Regions from separate parts of the Homo sapiens genome. Here region 2 is linked to region 1. A link is a contact called in ENCODE Hi-C or POLR2A ChIA-PET data. All regions are on one chromosome and are shown on one strand. The core of a region is the stretch at or near the end of the contact, and the rest is flanking DNA. Distances in the headings are between cores, read along the strand shown.

What was found. Hi-C counts contacts between places; a loop is a spot of excess contacts on that map. ChIA-PET counts read pairs that join two places held with the same protein, here RNA polymerase II (POLR2A). Pooled maps may share reads with other maps.
Region 2: a loop to region 1 is called in a pooled map, with 19 times the contacts of the local background. The contact joins the promoter of LEMD3 here to the promoter of PRANCR in region 1. A Hi-C loop is called at or near these places in 1 of 168 maps with a recorded cell type or tissue (naive thymus-derived CD4-positive, alpha-beta T cell) and 10 of 50 pooled maps. POLR2A ChIA-PET finds 5 or more read pairs at or near these places in 1 of 52 experiments (activated T-cell).

The regions. Positions count from the first base shown.
Region 1 is chr12:70,241,348-70,248,043 of GRCh38, reverse strand. It overlaps PRANCR (progenitor renewal associated non-coding RNA), which reads left to right and starts at 4,684. Exons shown (of 5, transcript NR_120460.1): 1 at 4,684-4,732; 2 at 5,151-5,220; 3 at 5,815-5,863. It overlaps CNOT2 (CCR4-NOT transcription complex subunit 2), which reads right to left and starts at 4,611. Exons shown (of 16, transcript NM_014515.7): 1 at 4,564-4,611. RefSeq lists enhancers at 3,882-4,021, 4,752-4,951, 4,126-5,325 and silencers at 4,322-4,581, 4,653-5,192.
Region 2 is chr12:65,165,200-65,171,435 of GRCh38, reverse strand. It overlaps LEMD3 (LEM domain containing 3), which reads right to left and starts at 1,853. Exons shown (of 13, transcript NM_014319.5): 1 at 318-1,853. The coding sequence starts at 1,839. It overlaps LOC124902953 (a long non-coding RNA gene), which reads left to right and starts at 2,020. Exons shown (of 2, transcript XR_007063349.1): 1 at 2,020-2,219; 2 at 5,890-6,236. RefSeq lists enhancers at 696-775, 1,686-1,835, 1,518-2,090, 2,276-2,335 and silencers at 769-972, 1,356-1,565.

The sequences.
Region 1 (6,696 bases), core at 3,435-5,934:
AAAACAGGGTATTAATCACTCTATTACTAACATCCTTCCCTAATTCCATACTAACTTTACACACACTTCCCTAAGAAGCTAGTTATCTATTTTTCCATATGTAATTAAGAAGCAAAACTGTAAGAAAGGATTCAAGGAAGTGAAGGAATACAGGAAGCTATTCTCCCCACCACTTTTCCAATCTGTTGCTTCAGATCTGTGGATTGTGAAACAGCACTGTCAAATGACAATCTAGCAACAGTTCAGTTTAATAGATACGTATTGAGAACCTATTAAGTATTATGCACTATAGAGGCATTCAAAACATAAACATAAACAAGTCAAGGCCATACCTCTCAGGTGCTCCCAGTCCAGATGGACAGTAAATTACAATACAGTGTGACATTCTATAATAGAAGTTTGAAGAGTAAAAAGCAATACAGCAAAGGATTTGGGGAGTCAGGAAAGATTTATGAAGAAAGTGATACCAAAGAGGAGTATGGAAGAAGTTCATCAAACAACAGAGAAGTGAAAGATACATAAAATATGCACTACCACCTGCCCCCCACACACATACATGCAATAACATACACATGAATAAAAAGAATAGGACGGGCGTGGTGGCTCATGCCTGTAATCCCAGCACTTTGGGAGGGTGAGGCAGGCGGATCGTCTGAGGTCAGGAGTTTGAGACATGCCTGACCAACATGGTGAAACCCTGTCTCTACTGAAAATACAAAATTAGCTGGGTGCATGCCTGTAATCCCAGCTACTCAGGAGGCTGAGGCAGGAGAACCGCTTGAACCCGGGAGGCGGAGGTGGTAGCGAGCCAAGATCACGCCATTGCACTCCAGCCTCAGCGACGAGCAAAACTTCGTCTCAAAGAAAAAAAAAAAAGAATAAGGAAAAGAAAATGTGCAGGGTTAAGTGGCAAATAGTCCAAAATATCTAACTATATATCTAAGTGGACTTAGATCCTGAGTCTACGCATATACAAAACCCTGAAGTGCCCAGAAAAGGAAAAATTTCCCATTTTTTCCTAAATAATTCACTTTTTTGTATTTCCATATTATATGTCATAAGCTCTTGACAAAAAGCAAACATTGTAAACTGTTTTATTACTTTATAATGCAGCACACCCCCAAGGGATATACCAACAGATACCAACAGATTTGCATCTGTATTTCAGAGAACAAGCTCTCAGAAAACACAGTACAAATTCTATTTCCAGGACATTCCTAATAGTATAGACAAAGAAAATAAATGAACAAACCACATCAGCATGATTAGTCATAAGAGTTGAATTCTAAAATAGAAATCAAAGGATGTCAAACAGAAAAACCAAAGAAATAAAAACCTAACTTTCATTCCACTTCAAGGCAAACTTTCTACAATGACATCAACTTTAGCACAGCTCTTTTCAAAATATCTGATATAAGTCACAGTGAAATTCAATCCCTTTAAGTATCACAGGTAGAAACTGCTCTTAGTAAGGAAGAACAGTCACCTGTATCATCAAGCAGAATAAGTTCTACCATAGCACTAGATCTCTTGATTAACACTGTATGTAATTCCACTCAAACATTACAGTACACCTCATATTAACTCTGCCCCTAAACTGCCCTACCTGGTACCCTGGATATTCTGCCTCTTTGTGTTACAAAATCCACTACAGATCCAGGTAACAAATAACATCATAAATGTTTGGTGGTATATTTTCCTGAAATCTCAGGAAAATAACCTGTCCTCAAATGCCTATTCAAGCAAGCACATGGCATTGTTAGTTTGCCTTCAAATATGTGATCCCAACAGAATGAACTTTCTACAGTTACAAATTTTAACAACAAAAAAAAGCTATTATTTACCACTGCTTTTAAAGAGCAAGAAAATAAATTGTAAGCTAAGTTCTTTTCATTGGTCTATTAATGCTTACTCATTATTTCATATATACATGTGAAGCATACATTTTATTCATATTATCAGAAAATCTTATGAAGTAAGTCTGTCACTAGAAAAGATAAAACTATAACTTATACAGGTTGTAAAAAATTCTGTAATGGTCTTTCAAAATACAGGTACTTTTAACACCAGTATCTACTAAAGGAATACAAATGAGAACTGGGTTAGAATCACTTCTAATAAAATCTATTCATACACCTGAAAATTTTATTTACTTTTGAACAAATAATTTTCAGATTACAATAACTGTAAAGCATCTCTGAAAAATCAAAAAGTGCAACATCCAAAGTTATAAAGCAAAAACAAAGGTAATTAGTTCTTGTAGGGAGGTATATGGGAAGTTGTATCATTCTGAATTTTTTTGTTTTTGTTTTTTGCCCAGCATCAGAAGATAAGCCACAATCTGAGTTTTATCTTCAAGAGCAGGTACTTGGGGATATAAATCACTCATACACAAGCATTTTGCCCTCATTTTTCCACCATGTAAATTAAAGTATTATAGAAATTGAAAAATTGTATAGGCTGTATTTGTTGCTTGGTTAAACAGGCAATTCTCATTCCCTGAGATCAGATTAGGTTACAGATATCTCTACATTGTATACTTAGAAAAAGATTCCTGCCAACAAATGTTTACATTAACTTATTTGTATTGATAAAGCACTAATCAAGATGCAAAAAAAACTTCAGCAGTTTCTCACTTCCTCTCTAAAATACAAAGTATTCACAAAAATTATTACAATTCAAGCTCTCAGAAAATATGAGAGAAAAGTACCTTTTTTACAGTAAGGATCTTACAAAGTCAAGAAATAAGTGAGTAGAGTGGAACATGTTTTGTCTTTAAGTGTATTTTGTATTTTTTTCTTTAGATTTAACATTATAATAGAACTACAAACTAAACAAATTCAACATACAGAGCTTACTAATTATCTTGGTCCATTATAAAACATTTCAATGAACTGGGATGTGAATATAGACACTTAACCATTTCAGCCAACTATGATTCTTAACCCTTTCAATCTGCAATAGTTACCTTACAAAATTGTGAGATTTATTCATTGACGTTTGGAAAGAACTGTTGTCAATTATGCCAAGCATTCCCAAACTCAACATCAACCTTGCATGTAAATGGATACTTTAAAATTTCTATCTCATCCCTCACCCCATACTTTATTCTTTCCATTTATATTGCTTCAAAAGGGAAATCAACAGTCACACTTATGATTCCGAGCTCTAAAAATTCCTAATATTAAGCATGACACTAAATATGTTCAACTTTGAACCTTAAATTCAAGTTGGCCTCCCTCGTGAACTGATTTTAACTGAGTACTTTTTACCATTTCGCCAAGAACTAAGGGTTCAAAGCAGTGTACTTAATTATGAGGAATTGCCCAAACGATTTTAAAAGGAGTGGGATTCTCTGACCAAGACTTTTATGAAAATGAAACAAAATATGTTGCACTCAGTCTTCCGGATGTTGAAAAGTGAAGATGTCTCCAAGGATTCGAAGGAAGTTGATGTTTAGGTTCCCTCTGAGAGGGTGGTACCCTTAATGTAAGACTTTTGTGGTAGTAATACCGTACCTACAGGCCTGGAATAAATATAAGGTCTAAAACCTTGGAAATACTTTGTATAAAAGAAAACTCCAATTCTCTTTTGCTAAGGACCACAGTTACCAAGAGTTATCAGCTTTCACCCGGACAGACAACAGTGCTTCAATGAAGAACTACAAAGGCCTCTTTTAACCCTACTCTTTTCTTCTGTTAAACTTTTAAGCGAGACCTACGACAGCAAAAGGTGGAGAGGCCCCTGCGGAAGTAGAAACCCAGGACTTGCAACTTCACAGACAGAAGCGTCTGTGGTTCCTCCGCCGCCCCAGGATCATCCGGACTCAGTCTACGACACTACGGAAGCTTCACCTTCCTGGTGCGGTGGCAGAGGCGGCATCGCAGTTGCATTCCTTCTCCCTCCACCATGCACAGCCTTCGGTATCCCAGGGCCTGCAGGATCCTGACACCCGTTAGCCAGTCCAGTGTCTCCCATCTGACACTTGCAAACACACTAACAGAAATACACATAACTGGCAGATGATATACGTGTATTGAGAGAAGGTAAGAAGCCACAGACAGCACCAGCTGCCGGGAAGGCGGCAGAGCCGTCTAAAGCGGGCTCGAGCTCGTCGGCCACGGCCACGGCCGCTGCCGCCTTCTCTTCTCCCCCAGGAAGCAGCGCGGCGGCAGCGGCTCCTCCGCGCTGGCGGGAGCCTAGGGGAGTGGAGTCTGGGGAAGCCCCACCACTCGCGGATGGGACCGGGCCTAGGATCTGGAGCTGCTGCTGCTGCAGCGGCCCGAGTACAGCGACGCTTTACGTCCGGTCCACCACCACCCCCATACACACCCCCTCCCTCCCTCCACCGCCGCCACCCCCCTCCCCGCCCGCTCCGCTCTCCGTCTCTCGATTGGAGCCGAGACAAAAGCAACGGGAAGCGGTGGGCCGGGACGCTACCGGCGGACCCTGGGCGCGACCGGACCGGCCCCGGGGCATTCCCCCGCCTTGCGGGGGCCCCGAATCTGCCGCCCCCGCCGCGCGCCCCGCTGCCAGACTTCCGAAAATTTACCAAAAACTCACCGCATGAATTTTCTTGTCCCGCGGATCCAAGATGGCGACGTATCCACCGCGGAGGCTGCTGGGAGCAAGACCTTTACCCTCTGACCGCCGCCGTGACCCCCGTCGCTCCGGCTTCCCTCCAGGCGGCAGCGGAAGGTGGGAGCGACGACTGCAAAACGGCAGCGATGGGGTGGGTAGGCAGGCCGCTTTCAGCGCGCTTCTAACAAGGTGGAGAGAGGCGCTTCACTTCCCTACCGCCCTTACCGCCGCTCCGTCTTGTCTCCCACCGACTCACAGGGAGGCTTGCTGCTCCTCCGCGGCCGTTACAGAGAGCGGGGCTTCTGCGGCCGCTACCGTTTCCCTGGGGCTAGGTTGCTTCGCAGAAGGCTCTGGCCCTGAGTCCGAGGGGGACTGCGGGGTCCAGGGGCGATGAATGGTGAGGTGGCTTCAGTCCGCCCTCCCCGGGGACGCTGAGCGTGTTCGTGTTCGTGTTTGTGTTTGTGTTTGTGTTGGACACCCCCGCCCCCGCACGTCCGCCTCGTCACTCCTCCCCTCCTCACTCCCGCCACCTGGAGCGAATCTGATCGTGTCCCTGTTTCCTCCCTCAGCTCCCGCAACCTCCGGAGCTTGTGCGCGTACTTCAGGGACCGGCACCACGTCACCGTCACCTCCTGAGTAGTGAGTTCCCCTCTGATGAAACCACTGGTGTGTTTACTCACCATCCCCACCATTTTTTTTTCCCCAACCTGATGGAAGGAAGTACATAATGGAGAGCAAGTTTTTAAAGCACGGTCGTGTCGTGTGAACTTGCTCTAGCCAAATTAGGTTTATAGCACTTTTTTTGGCTCTCATTACCTCCAGTCCCCACATAAACAAGAGTGACCAGCTGGGTCATCCGCAAGACCGTTTGAAATTATTGTGGCTTGGGTGGAAACTTAAAGGAGTGAAGTATCTGCTTTCCAGAAAAATCGTTGTCATTCAAAGTGAAATTAAACTTGTTTTCTTTGCAATAATTCGCCTTTATTTCCTTGTATATCTGTAAACTCTTCACTTTTTTGTAATTACTAGACAATTCGGACTTAAAAAGAGCCTCAGCATGTGTATTTTGGAATTGTGTAGCTTCATAATGTGAAAATTATTCTTTTCTATTTGAGTAAAGTACAGTTAATTTGAAGTAAATAAAATTTCTATTTCCATTGGTTGTTTCTTTTAAAAAGTCACCTTTTACTTACAAAAGAATCACTGTAATCCAGTTTACATTTATCATTGAAGGTCAAAAGCAAGAAATAGGAAGAAACACAAGCATACTATAAAATAAAAGGTAACTGTCATGTTTTTGAAGGTAAGGTGTTTTGACATATCAGCAGACATTGTGTGAATTTATTTCAACTCCTAGTGGTACTGGTGTAGGTAGAAAATGTTTTGCTTGGTTATTCATTTCATCAAACACTCTACTTCACTGTTTTTTTTTCACTTCAGGAAAATTCGAGGAGGAACAACACATACTAGTGTCTTTCCTTTCTTTCTCCCCGTCTTCTGCAAATAGTCCCTTCCTCTTCCTGCTTTCTCCTCCTTCTCATGTTAACATCTTCAACCATAAGATGGTGTGTTAAAAGATTGAATATACCTCTATGGAATGACTTCCAGAGGGTGTAAGTCTGATATGAGAGTTTTATTACCTTGAGTATTTTACTGGAAGAGATAGAACAACAAACATTTTCATAATAAATGTGTGGGTTAGGAGTGTTAGGAGAAAATACACTGATACTATTACTTTCAATATTTGATACTACTTACTTTGACTCTCACTGAACACCTATTTGTTTAGGATGAATTCACTTTAAGCCGGGTTGAAGAACAAGCCTTTAATTGTCCTATTATTTGTGCCAAATCTATTATAAATTTGTTAAAAAATTTTTAATACCTACCTTAGAGGGTACTCTAGGTATTTAATGAGCTAGCATTTGTTAAAGGCTTGTATAGTAAGAATTCTTATAGTAAGAGTTCTTACCAATAGATGGTATATTTTTTAAATTGTCCTGTTGCATCAAAAAGTTCATCTTTATTGGTAATGTTGATTAAGTTTGCCCATTTGGTAGTTTGGTTTCTTTTAACTATCTTACTAGATTTTCTTACTTTTACCTGAAAAGTAGT
Region 2 (6,236 bases), core at 604-3,103, 5.1 Mb after region 1:
TGCGCAAATAGTCTTTCAGGGCTAAAAGAGAATTGTCACATATACAAATGAGTTTTACTAACAAGCTTATAATATTCTTTTAAAAATTGTTTTGAATTTCACAATACATCATGCAGAAAACTTTTAAAACCAGCCATATGACATCATTTCGATAATGGTGTTCTTTAAGAAAGATGACACATGCACGCACTGTTGCGTTTTTGCTGTTAAACCATATTCTTGCAGGTAAGTCACTTCATGTAAAACGCTAAGCGCGGCTAAAGCGGACCACTAACAACATTCTCTTTGTTACCTTACCCACAGGATTTAATACTTACTGCTGAGTTCTCCATCCTCAGATACTCCTGTCCCTCTCATTCCTAGGTAAGTCAGTCCCAGTATTAGGAAAAATAAGCAGGCAGCAGTTAAGAGAAACATCGACAAGTAGTGGGCACTGAAACTCCCTGTTGGGGACACCTCCTCCCGTTTAAATTGCTGGAGAAGTTCCTCTTCGGGTTCGGAAAGCTTCGGTTTGTTGTATGTGTTTTTCAGGTAGGTATGATTGGAGCCCGTATGATTGGCGTGATTGATCCTGAGTGAACTAGAGGCGGCCACCGCCGCACTGGGAGGGAGACTGTTAGAATAAATCCTGGGGGAGTCCACACTGAAGGCCCCACCGCCAATATGATTATTGGTTTTCAGAAGGGAGCCTGTTGACGAATCCAAGGTTGAGTCCATGTCAGTAAGTGGCGGGGGCAGGAGAGGGGTCAGTTTCTTAGCGTTAACACGGTATCTAGGAACGGGGCTGGAGTCCACTTGATCACACCCTCCTCCCTGCTCCGCGGCCGCCGCCTCTTCGAGGTTTCGGCTCCTGTCTAGACTCCCGGCAGCCGCCGCCCTGTCATTCATCGCGAGTCCTCCCCCTCCCTGAACTGAAGTCTCCAGCCTGCCGCCGGCCGATTTAGCAGTCAGCGGGGGGAGAGGCTTACTATGGGTTCGTCTGGGCCGATGCCGGGAAAGGGAGTCGTCCTTTAATACCTGTCTGCTGGAGGCCACGTCGTCGTCGTCCTCTTCCTCTGAGTCCGAATAGTTTTCCCGGCAGCTGTAGGGGACAAGCCGGCTGCCATTCACGGTCCGGCTCGCCCAGAGCGGCTCCTCGGTCTCCGGGTCCCTCTCCTCACCGTCCTCTCCCTCCCCTTCCTCGTCCTCCACTGCTCCATCTTTCCCCGGCGGGGTCTGCAGCTCGGGGCCCGCCGGCCTCCTGGCCCCCCACCACGAGTGGGGCTTCCTTCGCTCTGCAGAGTTGCTGTTAGTCACCTCGCTGGCGGCCAGGGGCGCCGGCGGCGCTTTGAGCCCGCGGTACTGGAGCGAAGCCCGGTCTTTCCTCCCGCCGCCGCCGGCCTGGTCCCGGGGACTGGCCTCCACGTCCGACTCGTCCGAGCTGAAGCCCAGCAGCACTTTGCTGCCAGCCGCGGGGGCGGCGGAGGCGCCCCCGGGCCCTCCCAGGAGGCTCTCTGGGCCAGAGGCCGAGATTCGGCACAGGCCCCCAGGAGTCCGTAAGTAGGAGAGGTCGCCCGAGACCGGCCGGACCCCCATCCCCGCGGCCGCCGCCGCCGCTGGTCCCGCGGCTGCGACCGTGGCGGCTGCCGTGTTATTGTTATTACTGTTCCGCGTCTTGTTGCCGCGGCCCCCTGACCGGTGCTGTTGCTGCTCTTCCTCTCGAAGCTTCTTCAGCTTCTTGAGGTAGACCGGGCGGGTGCTCTCCGTCACTGGTCCGGGAGACAGGCCGTAACGGCGGAGCTGAGAGAAAAGCTCCTCATCCGAGAGCTGCTGAGGCGCCGAAGCTGCTGCCGCCGCCATTTTCTCTCCAGGGTGTTTTACAAGCTCCGCGCTACCGGAAGTGACGCGCCGCCCTAGACCCTGAACTAGACCGCGCTGCGTCGCCCTCCCAGCGCCGCGGGCATCTCGGCCAATGGGAGGCGCGGGAGGAGCTCACCTGAGCGGGAAAGAGCCACCTGAGCAGCGCGCGGCTCCCACGGCGGAGACTGTTTCTACTCTCTCACCTTGAGGTGTCGGCGCATTCTCCCCCTGCTCTCTATCTCATCTCCAGCTGTTCTCCGCCCTGCCCTTCCAAGTGCCGTTCCCGGGAGCTGTCTCTTACTAAACCACACCTTGACCTCACCTTCCTAGGTTCCTGCCACCGGGCAGTAATAACTGAAATCTACCTTGAAGTTTATGGCGTAAGTTTTCTTTACATCTGGATTCCCAATGCCGAGGGAGCCTAGACCTACTGAAAGAAATTCTGCTGGCCAGACTAGATTGGCAGCTTTCCCGTCTGACTTCAGGTTGTCTATTTTCAGTTCGTCTTTAGCTTGACCTACCAAAAAAAAAAAATTTTTAAGTGACTTTCTCTCGCTGCTCTTTTTGAGAAGCCTCACCTCTCTCATTCTGAGAAGATACGGAGTACACCAATCACAATACAATTTTCTTCTAGCGTAATGGCTGTTCATTCATTAGTTAATTGTAAGATATTATCTTTTTTTCCTTTTTTGAAACCTAATGACTTTACTACGTCAGCACTTGAAAGTGAAAGAGCTTGTCTGCTTCATTCTAAGACTCTCAGAGACATAACACATGATCCTATTTATTTCCTTCTTAGCACCTTTCCAACCAATAGTTATTTATCAGTTATTAATAAATATTTGTTTACTTTCAAAATTATTTATTGTCCTATCCTTTTGGACTATAATAAGCTCCATGTGTGGAGGAACCTTGCTTCTGTTACTCACAATACTAGTAGAAGCTCAATAAATATTTGTTGAATGAATTAAAGAATTGCAAAGAGAGGATAGTATGAGATGAATATTTTGAAATAAGACTAGTGCCAGGTGAGGTGGAGAAACCTTCACACAAAGTCAAAAAAACAAGGACAAGACCTGGAACCCCAACTCTGCCATTTACAGAATAGGAAATGAATCCCAGAGAGGTGAAATGTGCCCCATGTGGTGAAGATCTTGTCCCATTTTCCCATTTCCCCAAACCTTGGCAGACAGACAATTCTTTAGTACTTCAATCCTAGTAGCTACAAAATACTACAATAATTTTTTGTTGTTGAATGAGTTATTTTACCTATTACATTACCCTATACACCTGTACAGAAAAACGTTAGTCAAAAGCATAAATACGGCCGGGCGCGGTGGCTCACGCCTGTAATCCTAGCACTTTGGGAGGCGGGGCGGGGGGCGGGGGTCAGGGGACGGATCACGAGGTCAGGAGTTTGAGACCAGCCTGGCCAACATGGTGAAACCCCGTCTCTACTAAAAATACAAAAAAATTAGCCGGGCGTGGTGGCAGGCGCCTGTAATCTCAGCTACTCGGGAGGCTGAGGCAGGAGAATCGCTTGATCCCGGGGAAGGCAGAGGTTGCAATGAGCCGAGATCGCGCCACTGCACTCCAGCCTGGGCAACAAGAGCGAGACTCCGTCTCAAAAAAAAAAAAAAAAAAAAAAAAAAAAGCTTTTCTGTGGAGGACACTTCCTTGTCCTCTATCATTGAGACTTTAAGATTTATAAATGTTCCTGAATCTATGACTGTTATGCACTTATAAGAGAGTTTTGAACAGTAAACTATAGTGGCTATGATGATGATGACCCAGATTTTATTGCCATAATTATCTGGGTGGGAACTAAAATTATTATAAACTTAGTGGACTTGTGTCTCCATGTAGCAGAGTGGTTAAGCTGTGAGCTTTGGAGTTAAACAAAACTAGATATGGACCCAGCCCTGTCTCTTACTTTGATTCTTGGTTCAACATTTGCTTTATGCCATACTGGCTCCTCTGATAGGAATCATAGAGCTCTGTTGGCTCAGCCTCTGATTTTCATGAACCTTTAAGTGACCTCCTATAAGGACTGTTGAACCAGTTATGTTTCTGCCTGTGACTTTGGGCAAGTTAATTCATCTTTCCGAGCTTTAGTTTCTGTACAAACAGAAGACGGATGATAAAAATTCCTCAGAAGGCTGTTTTAAGGAGTAAATAAAACTATATGTATCTGCATAATGCCTAGTACCATACGTAACACAGTGTGCACTCAATAAATGTTAGTCAATAATATAAAGCTAAGCATTGTGTGCAGCCATTTCAGTAGCATGGCTCCTGAGAACTCTATGTAATAGCAGTTAAAGAAAATGCTACTCCATAGACAAAAATGGAAATGGTCAAACTTCCCTCAAGGCATTAAGTAAGTCCAATTAAGAGTTAATGAAGATGAGCCGGGCGCAGTGGCTCATGCCTGTAATCCCAGCACTTTGGGAGGCCGAGGCGGGCGGATCACCTGAGGTCAGGAGTTGGAGACCAACCTGGGCAACATGGTGAAACGCCATCTCTACTAAAAAAAATACAAAAATTAGCCGGGCGTGATGGCGGGCGCGTGTAATCCCAGCTACTCAAAAGGCTGAGGCAGGAGAATGGCTTGAACCCGAGAGGCGGAGTTTGCAGTGAGCCGAGATAGCACCACTGCACTCCAGCCTGGGCGACAGAGGGAGACTCCACCTCAAAAAAAAAAAACAAAACAAACAAACAAAAAAACTACAAAAAAAAAATTAGCCAGGTGTGGTGGTGCATGCCTGTAATCCCAGCTACTCAGGAGGCTGAGGCAGGAGAATCGCTTGAACCCGGGAGGCAGAGTTTGCAGTGAGCCAAGATCATGCCACTGCACTCCAGCCTGCGTGATGGACCAAGGCTCGGTCTCAAAAAAAAAAACAAAACAATTTTTTTTTAAAATGTGGATGATATTGCCTACCCTACCTGGCAGACAATTCAATCAATATTTGTTGAGAATGATGAACGAACACTGTATGTGAAAATGTTGTTCAAATATTTTGTTTACAAGTTAGGTATTATCAGATATTAATAATAACGACAACTATGATTGATATACTACTTTATACTTTTCAAAGAACTTTCATATACATGACCTTGTTTGATCTACAAGAAACCTTTCCTCTCTGAAGATACTAGAGCATGATTTATTTCATGGAACTATATGGGTTTATAATTACCCTTTGTTTGGTGTTTGAGAAGACCCAACGCTTTTTCAGGAGAACCTTCACTGCCTCAACACTGTCACTGCTCACTTCCAACATTCTCCTCATTTGCTAGTGGATCTTGCTCCTGCTTCCAGACTGGCTAACACTTAAAGTATGAGGCTCTATTCTTGACTGTACCCAGATACTTGACAGGGAGTGCAATCTCAAACTCAGTCCTGCTCCATAACTTCCAAAAATCTGAGGGAAACAATTTTGATGGATTCTGGTCCAACTCTTCTTTGAGGTGCTTTTAATTTCATTTCTGCCTTAAGCCTCCTTATGAGAGACCAATGTAGCTTGGGCCACATTACTAACACGCTGTTCCTCCTACTCTCTTTCCCTACCCACCCTGTTCCCAATAGAATACCTTTCACCATGTCACCCTTTTAGCCTTGACATCAGTTTATATTGAAGAATGATATGAACGCAACATTTTGTTCAAATAAATATATTGCTGAGAGTTCATTTCATTAAAGAATGTCCTTTCTGGTCTCATTATTAGAAATAGTTGTGTTTTTCCAGAGCAACTCATTTGTTGTTGTTTTAATTTTTACTGAAATGACATTCATATAACATAACATTAATTGTTTTATATTATTTTATTTTTGAGACAAAGTCTTGCTCTGTCACCCAGGCTGGAGTGCAGTGGTGCTATTTTATGGCTGAATAATATATTTCATTGCATGAATGTGCCACTTTTTATTTATCCATTCATCCACTGATGAACATTTTGGTTGTTTCCACCTTTGGTAATTGTGAATAATGCTACTATGAACATTGGTGTATAAGTATCTGTTTGAATAGCTGTTTTCGTTTTTTTTAGGTATGTACTTCAAAGTGGAATTGCAGATTATATGGTAATTCTATGTTGAACTTTTTGAGGAATCACAAAAGTTAATTTGTTTTTAACTTTATGGATGTGTTCAAGCAAATAAGGAAGCCATTAGGCCCATGCGGTGCCTCACACCTGTAATCCAAGCACTTTGGGAGGCCGAGGAGGGATCACTTGGGGTTAGAAGTTCAAGACCAGCCTGGCCAACATGGTGAAACACATCTCTACTAAAACTTCAAAAATTAGCTGGGTGTGGTGGCCCGTGCCTGTAATCCCAGCTACTCGGAGGACTGAGGCAGGAGAATCGCTTGAACCCAGGTTGCATGAGCCGAGGTCGC